Regions from separate parts of the Homo sapiens genome. Here region 2 is linked to region 1. The links are chromatin contacts, found by Hi-C in ENCODE. All regions are on one chromosome and are shown on one strand. The core of a region is the stretch at or near the end of the contact, and the rest is flanking DNA. Distances in the headings are between cores, read along the strand shown.

Region 1 (5,952 bases), core at 3,348-5,847:
AAAAGCAGCTGCATCTGAAATTATAGCTAGTAAAATATTTCAAAATATGAAACACTCATCTCTTAGGGTTAAAGGGTCAAATGAACTTGATATTTCTCCATCTCTTAACACATAGGAAGGGGCTTGCAGAGAAGATTTGTAAATATGACTTATCCTAAATTATGCATATTGAACCCTTCCCAACACTGTAAGAATTTAAATCATTTAAAGAAGATCTGGATATATTTTTTATAACTTATAGATTCTTTTCAGGCCCTCGAAAACCTAGTAATTTTCTTATTGTTTAAGATTTGTATAATACCACTACCCTTATATGAACTACTCCTCCACCCCTAGCCTTGTAGGGAAGCATAATTTTTTTTTTTTTTTTTTTTTTTTTTGAGACAGGGTCTCGCTCTGTCGCCCAGGCTGGAGTGCAGTGGCACCATCTCGGCTCACTGCAACCTCCACCTCCTGGGTTCAAGTGATTCTCCTGCCTCAGCCTCCCGAGTAGCTGGGATTACAGGCGTGCACCACCATGCCCAGCTAATTTTATATTTTTAGTAGACACAGGGTTTCACCATGTTGGCCAGGCTGGTCTTGAACTCCTGACCTCAGGTGATCCACCTGCCTCAGCCTCCCAAAGTGCTAGGATTACAGGAGTGAGTCTCTGCGCCTGGGCCTGCCTCCTTTTTCTAACAGCTGCATCTTTGTCCTTGATTCCCTCTCACAACTGTTCTGGGCATCTGAGAGATCATTATCTCAATCATTCCTTCTTGCTGCTTCTCTTCCCTGCTGTCTTCACTCTTGCCCCTTCACCAACTCTTTCTAACATCTGCCTAACAAACTTTGGTCTGTCCAATCATGCACATGAAACAAAAACAAAACCCAACTTTCATTCAAACCAAAATCCTGATTCTATTTTTTGAAATGGACAACTTTCTGAAAAGAATGATCTATAAAATTTGGCTGCCTCCATTTTCTTCTTATAAATTCTTCATTCCTAACAATCTGGTTTATAGTTAAACTGCTCACCAGAAGATTATGCAAATGACATCCCATTTGCCAAACCCCATCGATCTTCCCATAATCATTATCTGACATCACTGGTCATTCCCTTATCTCAACATCGTATCTTCCTTAGCTCTGAGACATTTTCAGACCTCTCTTCTCTATGCCTCTTCCAGCTTCTTAAGTTCTAAAGAGACACTCACTACATACTAGATTTCAAAATCCTGCTGAGTACCTGCCTAAAGTATGCAAGGCACTGTGCTGTGGAGACAAAGCAGCTTTTAAGAGGGGGCTAACCAAGCAGGCTGGGTAATAGGGTTTGGGTGCCCAGGGCCAAGCTTAGGCAAATAACAGAAAAGAGCAAAGTTAAGTGTAATTTTAGATCGTTAGGGAGCACTAAAATTTAGGTCAGAAGACCCAAATTCAGCTGACAAGATGAAGTACAAGAATAGTACCCAAACAGGAGACAGATGAGGTAACAAATGGGGAAAGAGCTAGGAGGAGGGAGGAGGGTTCTTGCCAGATGTGAATGAAGCTGAATTTGTCCTCAGTTTACCTAGCTATGTCACCAGACTGACTTAAGAGTAAAGTCAAAGACGACTACAAAAAGTAAAACAAAATAGGGTGCTTGTTCTCATACAATGCCTCAGCATTTTCTGTGAAATGTGCATAATGATAGTATCTACCTCACAGGATTAATTGAAACAATATATGCAAAAAACTAAACCCTGGCCTGACATGTAACAAATGTTAGCTATCATTACTAATGTTCTATCCTCTAAGCTATTTAACATAAAGCTTAAGTAAACATAATTAAATCATTCCAGCATCAAATCTAATTTACTTCTTATTTAGCATACTCAAAAGTACCCCGTATTAGTTAATACTGTAACAAACCATTTAAAATAGGACATAAACTTGAGTGTAAGACTCAAAATAAAGGGAATTTTCTCCTTGCTGAGCCACTAAAACAACTCTTCACACTGGTCACCAAAAGCCTATTTTCAGGGCTTTATGATCCCTTTTTAGCTACTTTTGAACTACTTTCTAACCTCTCAATACTTCCTTGCCCTTTTGATTCGAAGATGGCATAGCCTTTAAAGCAGGCTCCCCTTCTTCTGGCTGTCTTTTGAATTCTGGTATTTCTTAGGTTCACTCCTACTTTTTCCTTCCTTTCAAAGCCTTTCCAGTATGTGACACTACCTTAGCGTACCATTAGTGGCTTAAATGGTATCCTGGTTCCTACTTTCTCCCAATCTTAGTCTGTCCTTCATGCTGCCACCAGAATTTTTTTTTTTTAATGCCAAATGTTTGTGAAAAGACCTCCATTATCTCCTGTTGTCTATAAGAAAAAGCCCTAAACCTCAGCATACCATAGAAGGCCCTTCGTTTTGGCCCCAACCTGTCCCTCCAACCTCATCTCATTTTGCTTCACCTGCTCACCCAGAGCTCCAGCCACAGGGAAATGTTTTCCATTACTCAGATAACAACACGACTTTTCACAGATCTCTTGCCTTTACATGTTCCTCTTCCGTGAATGCTGTTTTCTCCTGCTCCCAACAACTTTCTGGTTTAGCCCCTTTCTCTATCAAGCATTTATCACACTGCATTTTATTATTTTATTATTATTATTTGAGATGGAGTCTTGCTGTGTCACCTAGGCTGGAGTGCAGTGGCGTGATCTCTGCTCACTGCAACCTCTACCTCTCAGGTTCAAGCGACTCTCGTGCCTCAGTCTCCTGAATAGCTGGGACTACAAGCATGCACCATGATGTCTGGCTAATTTTTTTTTTTGTATCTTTAGTAGAGATGGGCTTTTGCCATGTTGGCCAGGCTGGTGTCGAACTACTGACCTCAAGTGATCTGCCTGCTTCCAGCTCCCAAAGTGCTAGGATTACAGGTGTGAGCCACTGCACCCAGCCCATGCTGCATTTTAAATATCTGTTTGCATGTCTATTTCCCCAGGAAAATATATAAGCATCTCAGGTACAGGGAATTGCTCTTTTCTTCTTTATAGCTCCAGAATCTAGTACCAAGCAAATGTTCAATACATATTCATTGAACTGTGAGCAATCAGCAAATGTTAAAATGATTTTTAAGAAAAGATTCGCAGTTTTACAATTTCTCAGGTGGAATTGACGGAAAGAAAAAAAGATGCAAACGAAACACTCCAACTCAAATCTCAGGATTAAACATGGCTATTGTGAAGGACCAGAAGACACCTAAAGGACAGCATGGCAGAACACATAACATCTGGAACTTCAAAGTTGTATGACCATGGCAGTGGATATACATAACATATATGGCCTTATCATTTTCCTCTCTCAAATCCTTCGATGGCTTTTTAAAGACAAAGCCTCATCCTTAATCTTGCCTACAAAGGCTGCATAAAAAACCTGTAGCTAGGTCCCATGATGCACGCCTGTAGTTCCCATTACTCAGCCGGCTGCAGCAGGAGAATCGCTTGAGCCCAGGAGTTCAACGCAGACCTGGGCAACATAGCTAAACCCTATCATTATTTAGAACAAACAAACAAAAACAACAACAAAAACCACTTGCCTCCATCTACTTACAACCTCATCTCACAGTACTCTCCACTTTACTTTCTGAACTTTAGCCAGACTTAGGCCTTCTTTCCAGTTCCGTTTTTGCACAAGCAGATCTGCACGTAATGTTGTTTTAAATATCCTACTACCCCAAACTAGTTCGCTCTTATCTTTTAGCTGTCAGTCCAAAGATTCCCTAAGATGTCTCCATCCTGTGGCAGCAGACTATAAGGCCGTTTTATTACATTATATTTGAACAATACAGAATAGTGTAATGAGCATGGATTCTAGACTCATAAATATGTCCTTAGGCATATTTATTTAAGCCCTTCATGTCTCGGTTTCTTCACCTGTAAATTGTACTTGTAAGGTTATTGAAAAGATTAAAAGAGATAAAGGATGTAAGCACTTAGAACTGTGTTGATAACGCAATTCAAAGGGCCCAACATATGTCGGTCATGATCACATTTACTTAATTTGTAGTCACTATCGTCCCCTCTCTCCCCTCTAGCCTCCGGAGTACCCCTGCTCCTCTAGCCCAGAGGCCACACCGGCCTGGTCCTTTTTTGTATTCCTAGCCTCAGCACAGGGTTCGGAACATACCAGGCCTTCAATATTATGTTTTTTAAAAATGACAAAAGCCTTGTGTCCCAATTTTGCTTTATTAGCCGAACGATCTCAAGCAAATCACTCAAACCACCTACGCCTCGTTTACCCTTCTGTGAAATGTAATAGCTACCTCAGAGAGGTTTTGTGTTAAATAAGGCGATGTACCTACAAAAGCACACTGCACATCTTAAAATGCCGTACAAACCGTAGATGTTTATTAATAAACCGGAGTCCGTGTCTTCCCTCCCCTCAGGCACGTCTCGTCCCGACCCCTCCCTCCTCCCAGCCCACACCCTTACTGCGCCCTTGGCCCTGGGTCCCTTGGGATTGCAAGCGTGGGAGCCTCGGCCCCGCGCAGCTCCCTCCGGCGTCCCGCGCCCTCCTTCCTTCCTCGCCAGGACGGACGCACTTCCGGCGGATGTGGGGGCCAGCCCTCGGAAACGGAAGTGAGCGGCGGGGTCGACTGACGGTAACGGGGCAGAGAGGCTGTTCGCAGAGCTGCGGAAGATGGTGAGTGGGTACCCGGGCGGCTGGAGTTCCACGCGGGCTCGGGACCGTGGCTCGGCAGAAACAGGCAGTCGCCTCCCAACCCGTCCCCGGTGGCGGCGGCGGCGGCAGCGTGGGGCTGAGGCCGGCCTCAGGCGCCATAATCTGTCGAGTCACGGGGTTTGGGTGGGTCGTGACTGTCGCCGGGGCCCGGCACTAGTCCCACTAGCAGTGCTTCGGCTTCATCCTGCTCCTCTTAGCTCGGTTTGCGCCCTTCCATCCCTTAGACCCCAGCAGGCCCAGACCTCCTCCCCTTACTTGGCGCAGAAGTGGAAAAGGCAGCCGTGAAAGTGCAACGTTCTGTGGGGTGGCGCTGGCGACCCTTTCCTTGACGGGTAACCTCTGGGAGCCCAGAGCTCTCAGACTCCTCATCTCCCCCAGCCCCCGCCCTTGTAACTGCCTAGTAAACAGCCCACAACTATAGGTCGCATTTGTGTAACGCAGCTTTGCTCTACAAACTTTTTTGAGAGCTTGTAGTGTGCTAGATGTTAGAGGGGAAAAAATCAGACAGTTGCTATTCCCTGTTTGCCAGTATTGTTAGTATATCTCCTCCCTCCTTCTCCTCCCCACCACTTTCTCTTTCTTTTTAACTTAGAAGTTGTGGTATTTGAGAAGAACACTGAGTCACCATTGCCACAGACTCTGATATCGGTACTGCTGGTAGGCCATCCATCCAAATCTAGAAAGTTTCTATTGGTAAATACTGCTAATCGTTATCTAAAAAGTTTTTTAGGCACTCTCAAATGTAACTAGTAGTTAGGTTTTCGTAGATTTGCCTTTCTCGGCTCCTTCCTTTATTAGAAACAGCAAGTACTAATCTTGATATTTTACAGAAGGAAATTGGGAAAAATGACAATAACAGAATCCAGAAGTCAGAATTCACCTTTTCTTTGTGCGTTGAAACCTTGTTACTTTACAATAAAGCAGTCCAGAAGGAGGAGAATGTTCATATAGGGAAGTAATAGAAGATACATTTGGAAAGCAACAATCACACATCTCTGCTGAAGGTCCCCAACTTCTGGTGGTTCAACAATCTTCTGACTTTATGATGGTGTGAAATCCATACACAGTCAGTAGAGGCCATATTTGAGTACCAATACAGCCATTCTGTTTTTCACTTTCAGTACAGTATTCAATAAATTACATGAGATACCCAGTACTTTTTAATAAAGTAGGCTTTGTATTAGATGATTTTGGCCGACTGTAGGCTAGTGTAAGTGTTCTGAGCACATTTAAGGTAGGCTAGGCTAAGGCCTGATGT
Region 2 (5,952 bases), core at 1,467-3,966, 2.5 Mb before region 1:
TATTTTTATATATATAAAATATAGGTTTTTTTATACTTATTTATATATGTAATATATACAATATTTATTTTTTTATAATTATTCATATATATACATACTGGTGGAGCTGCCCTCCACCAGCAGATAAATAAAATATATATATATATATATATATATATATTTTTTTTTTTTTTTTTTTTTTTTTTGAGACAGAGTCTCGCTCTGTTGCTCAGGCTGGAGTGCAGTGACACGATCTCGGCTCACTGCAAGCTCCGTCTCCTTAGGTTCACGCCATTCTCCTGCCTCAGCCTCCCGAGTAGCTGGGGCTACAGGTGCCCGCCACCCACCACGCCAGGCTAATGTTTTGTATTTTTAGCAGAGACGGGGTTCCACCCTGTTAGCCAGGATGGTCTCGATCTCCTGACCTCGTGATTCGCCCGTCTCGGCCTCCCAAAGTGCTGGGATTACGGGCGTGAGCCACCGCGCCCGGCCGCCTCAAATTATATTCTAATCAGTCTCCCTCAGTTTAGCCTCTGCATAAAGGCACTTTAAAAGTCTTCGAACACTGAACTCTCAAGTGAAAAAGACATGTTGTTGTATAAAAATCTGTTTTATGCTTTTTGCTCTAGAAGTCTCTAAGGCTTAAAAATCAGCAGGGCATATTCTGCTATCAAAACTACAACAGTATAATTTAGTTGTCTTCAAAGTAAAAAGATTTGTAAGACTTGACATATGAGAACAGATTATCTAATTGTTTCCCCTTTATTGAGTATTGGCCATGATGTTACAGAGACGAACATTCAGTTTTGAGTCACTTCTACTCGCAGATGTTTCAACGTTTCCTGGTCCATAATGACTGCACAATACGAGTATCTCTGCCTTTTAAAGCTGTTCTGGCTTAAAACAATGCCTCACCTTACATTTTCTATGAGTGAAAATAACGTAGATTGAATGCTAAGCATACACACTGTGCAGGCCACAAAGGATAAATCTGTGGACTCCTGCAGAAGGCAGGCGATCCAAAGCAAATGTCCTTAGCTGCCCTCCACCAGTAGAGGGCAGCCCTCTCCCTACAAACTGTCTACCTAGTGAGCTCCAAAGTGCGCTGCAGGAAATTATTTTAGAACTTGTAGGTATTGTTATCATTTTATTGATTGATTGATTGATTGACTATTAAGACAGGATTTCACTCAGCCACCCCAAGCTGTAGTGAAGTGGCACAAACACGGTTCATTGCAGCCTCAACTTCCCAGGATCAAGCCATTCTCCCACCTCAGCCTCCCAAGCAGCTGGGACAACAGGCGCACACCACCATGCCCGGCTAATTTTTTCAAATTATTTTTTGTACAGATGGGATCTCACTATGCTGCCCACGCTGGTCTCGAACTAATGGGCTCAAGCTATCTGACCGCCTCGGCCTCCAAAAGTGCTGGAGTTACAGGCATGAGCCATCATCCCCGACCAAGGTATTATTTTTATTTTAGCTTTTTAAAATTTCTATTTGGTGTGCTCTTTGTAATAATACATAAATATATATATGAGCATGCATTACATTTTTATAACTTATAAATAAATACATATACATATACATTTGAAGTGCATTTTTTTTAAAAAAAGTTGTTACTTGGCTGGGCACAGTGGCTCACGCCTGTAATCCCAGCACTTTGGGAGGCCGAGGTGGGCGGATCACGAGGTCAAGAGATCGAGACTATCCTGGCCAACATGGTGAAACCCCGTCTCTACTAAAAATACAAAAAATTAGCCTGGCGTGGTGGCAGGCGCCTGTTATCACAGCTACTTGGGAGGCTGAGGCAGGAGAATCGCTTGAACCCGGGAGGCGGAGGTTGCAGTGAGCCGAGATCGTGCCACTGCACTCCAGCCTGGGCAAAACGAGCGAAACCCTGTCTCAAAAAAAAGTTGTTACTTAAAGTAATGCATTGTCAACAGAAGTGTAGAGGCCATGATTCTAAACTTGTGTTCTCTACGCCTAACTACGAACCTTGTGCCTTTCCAAAACCAAAGGTCACACTTCTGGAAAGTTCCTTCCTCCCTCACATTCAATATCTATTTAGAGAACACACACTATGTCCTAGCTTCTGCTAGGTTCTGAAAATACAGTAAGAGGCAAAAGAGCCATAGCCCCTCCCACCCCGTGCCCTTATGAAACTTGCAGTCTACATAAACATAGATATGAAACAAACACAAAATGTATGTTTTAACCCTAAAATGCGATAGGGAAGCCAGTCAGACGATTTACTCGGGAGTAAGAATTCAGGTCATTCACCAAGGCGCCCATGTCAAAGCTTCATCACCCGCCTCGCGGCCCTAAAACGTGTCAGAGTCATGATACACACAACGCAGAGGAAAAGTTCAAAAACAGATCTTAAAAAGAGAAGTGAAAGCAAGCGATCAAAACATTTCTGGAAATCTGACACATCTGGAGTGCCGTGTGGAGACGCCAGGGCGCGTGGAGCTTTGAGCAGTTAAAAACCCAGACCGGGAGGCCAGTGCGTGTGTAAGACCGCGTTTCTCTGCAAGGCTGTCCCGCGGCAGGAACGCGCTCGTTGGGCCGCAGAGCAAGAGCGGGACGCGCCGGGGGGCGTCTGCGTGGCACGTGGGCCCCGCAGCCAGTCGCGCTACCGACTGGCAGTCAGCGGAGACGCTTCGGAGCAGGTCTGTTAGGGCGCGCGCACACACATGCACGTGCACGAGCGCACGTACACGCGCACACCGCCAGCGCGGACCCTGACGGGGCCGAGCCTCGGAATTGGGCCTCCTCGGCCGCCGTCGTCTTCTCAGCTCTCACAGGGCCCGCAGCGGCGCTATACCTTCGGCCACAGGTAGCGCGTTCCTTCGCTGTGCTGACCGTCGATCCCGGGGGCGCTAGAGCGCCGGCTCCGGGGAGGGCAGGGAAGCGTCAGGGACCTTTCTTCTTCTTTTTTTTTTTTTCTTTTTTTGAGACGGAGTCTCGTTCTGTCGCCCAGGCTGGAGTGTAGTGGCGCGATCTCGGCTCACTGCAATTTCCGCCTCCCAGGTTCACGCCATTCTCCTGCCTCAGCCTCCCGAGTAGCTGGGACTACAGGCGCCCGCCACCACGCCCGGCTAATTTTGTGTATTTTTAGTAGAGACGGGGTTTCACCGTGTTAGCCAGGATGGTCTCGATCTCCTGACTTCGTGATCCACCCACCTCGGCCTCCCAAAGTGCTGAGATTACAGGCATGAGCCACCGCGCCCGGCAAGCGTCAGGGACCTTTCTAGAGCCTTGCTTGGCCTGAGGTCCGGGACTGGGGCTGTCCCCGCTTCCTGTTTCTGCCATCAGTGGGGCCACAGGCCTGAAGACGGCTTGTACCGCCACCTTGGGCGCCTCTGCTCCTGGCTGCGACGTGGGGCGTCCTAGCCTTCGGACCGGGAACCTGATAGGAGACGAATAGAAAGGGGGAAAGCCCTGGAAAATTAAGCCGGCACAAGAAGGGGGAAACGTTTGGAGGTCAGGCAAGGCTGATGGCCTTGGGGATCGCGGAGCAGGAGGCTTACTGGGATGTCCAGTGTGAGAATGTCAGCCCGTGAGCTCTGGTGTGCAAGAAAAATGCCTCTTTTCTGGATTTCAGGTGAATTTCTGACTCCTCTGGGCTACATACGACCACCCTTCCCTGGCCCCCTCTGGTGAACTGGTTATAAAAGAAAAATTACCCTAGTTCTTCCTGCGGTCCCCTCCCCAGGGATTAGGCCAAGTTCTGGAAGCTTATTGGGTGACTTAGTGGGTATGTTAATGGTTAAGTAACGTACCCAAGGTCTTATTGCCAATCAGTGGCAAAGTCAGGATTCAAATGCAGATCTCTTGGACTCCAGAGGCTGGAGTTTATTAAATGTTTAGCCCCAGCTCTATTTGATTTTGGGGGTTTTTTAAGACAGTCTCTATCTGTTGCCCAGGATGGAGTGCAGTGGTGCAATCTTAGCTCACTGCAGCCTTGAACTGTTGGGCTTAAGCAGTCCTCCTGCCTCAGCCTCCCAACTAGCTGGGACTACAGGCGTGTGCCACCACACCTGGTTCCTAGCTCTATTTGAGACCACAGTGGCCTGAAGTGTAAAGCACACTGGACACTAGGTGTCAAAAAATAGAACTAGAAGTCAACAAGTGATCTAAAACAAGATTCTGTAGGTGTCTGGGCATCAGTTTCATCATCTGGGTGAAATGGACTTGAACCTGTTAATATCCAAGGTCCCTTCAGCCCTAATAGTCTAGGAATTCTAGAGAGTGTAACTGCTCATTTGCAGGCTGCCATCCAGACCATCACAACTGTCTTGTGGCTCATGGAGACTTTCAGATTGATGCAGTGGCTCCAAGGCGAAGTGACCTCAATTGCTGATGCAAAACTAGATTCTATAAGTGTAAACTGGTGGTTCACAAGGACAGGTGAGAAGTGCTGATGGTGGCAAGGGAGGCAATTATAACAATATCCCTCCCCTTCTACCCCATCCTCCACCCCACTTGTGACAGACATAGACAAGGACTTAATTGTGGCACAGAGGAAGGGCAACTGACTCTTGAGACCAGTGAATCTGTAGTCAAAACGCACTGATCACTGTTGAATAACTACTGGAATTATCAAGAGTCTGGCTGAATTTACATTTTACTTTCCAAAACAAATATAACCAAAAATTCCAGTCACTGCATAAGCCAGAAGCAGGTGACACACAGAAGTGAAGACTGAGGGGAGTTTAGGTGAAAGCTGCAGCTGTTCTCTCCCTTTTAGTGGGGGCTTTAGTTGGACAAGTCAAAAGAGCTTTTTTTTTTTTTTTTTTTTTTTTTTTTTTGAGATGAAGTCTCACTCTGTTGCCAGGCTGGAGTGGCATGATCTCGGCTCACTGCAACCTCTGCCTCTTCAGTTCAAGCACTTATCCTGCCTCAGCCTCCCAAGTAGCTGGGACTACAGGCACATGCCACCATGCCCGGTTAATTTTTGTATTTTTAGTAGAGATGAGGTTTCAACATGTTGGCCAGGATGGTCTCAATCTCTTGACCTCGTGATCTGCCCACCTTGGCCTCCCAAAGTGATGGGATTACAAGCATGAGCCACTGCGCCCGGCTCAGAACAGATTTCTGAAGAGGTTGTATGCAAACTGATTATTGTAGACTCAAAGGCTTACACTCCCATGAAGTAAGAGGGAGCTTTCTTAAATGTAAGATAGAATCAAAATATTCCTAGTAGCCAGGGATGGTGGCTAACGCCCGTAATCCCAGCACTTTGGGAGGCCGAGGCAGGTGGATCACCTGAGGTCAGGAGTTTGAGACCAGCCTGGCCAACATGGTGAAACTATGTCTCTACTAAAATACAAAAATTAGCTGGGTGTGGTGGCGGGCACCTGTAGTCCCAGCTACTGGGAAGGCTGAGGCAGGAGAATCGCTTGAACCCGGGAGGCGGAGGTTGCAGTGAGCCAAGGTCATGCCACTGCACTGCAGCCTGGGCGACAGAGCCAGACTCCATCTCAAAAAAAACGCTTCCTATTGTAATAGATCGTTGGATGAAAATATGCCACCTTGCCTCAATTACTCTAAATCAAATAACAGGCTTAGTGTGAGTTGGAATAAACCTATCAATGGCTACATTTTTTGTTTATGTATATCTGTGTTCATACGAAATTTCATATTTCATGCCAAGGAGGAAATGGAAAACTCCTAAAACTTTCAGAAGGGAAACTATTCTCATTTAAAGGCAGTTTGCCCCAATCTTAAGGAAACTCTGCCTGTTTTTGCTTCAGGCTTCCTTTTACAGAATCCAGAGGGGTAGAAAGTGATTTAGCTTCATCCTCAGCACATTGGATGATGAAACTTCAGACTGAGTTTGAGACAGGTAGCATTCATCCACTCTCATTTTTAAGCTCCTTGGAGATAGAGATTTCACAGTCTGCTTAATAAACCACTTCCATGTTTGTTTATTTATTTACACTCTCTGCTCAATTTTGCTGTAACCA

What was found. A loop is a pair of places that touch in the nucleus more often than their neighbours do. Pooled maps may share reads with other maps.
Region 2: a loop to region 1 is called in a pooled map, with 13 times the contacts of the local background. The contact joins the enhancer-like site here to the promoter of POMP in region 1. A Hi-C loop is called at or near these places in 5 of 50 pooled maps.

Annotation. Positions count from the first base shown.
Region 1 is chr13:28,654,533-28,660,484 of GRCh38, forward strand. POMP (proteasome maturation protein) reads left to right here and starts at 4,598. Exons shown (of 6, transcript NM_015932.6): 1 at 4,598-4,655. The coding sequence starts at 4,653. RefSeq lists an enhancer at 4,091-4,250 and a silencer at 4,471-4,530.
Region 2 is chr13:26,183,860-26,189,811 of GRCh38, forward strand. It overlaps a transcript of RNF6 not described here. Among named protein-coding and RNA genes, the nearest start is that of RNF6, 35 kb to the right of the region's middle. RefSeq lists enhancers at 2,286-2,455, 2,506-2,555. Within about 2 kb of position 2,717, at least 34 of the 41 ENCODE cell types and tissues checked have a DNase peak (open chromatin) inside an H3K27ac peak, as active enhancers do.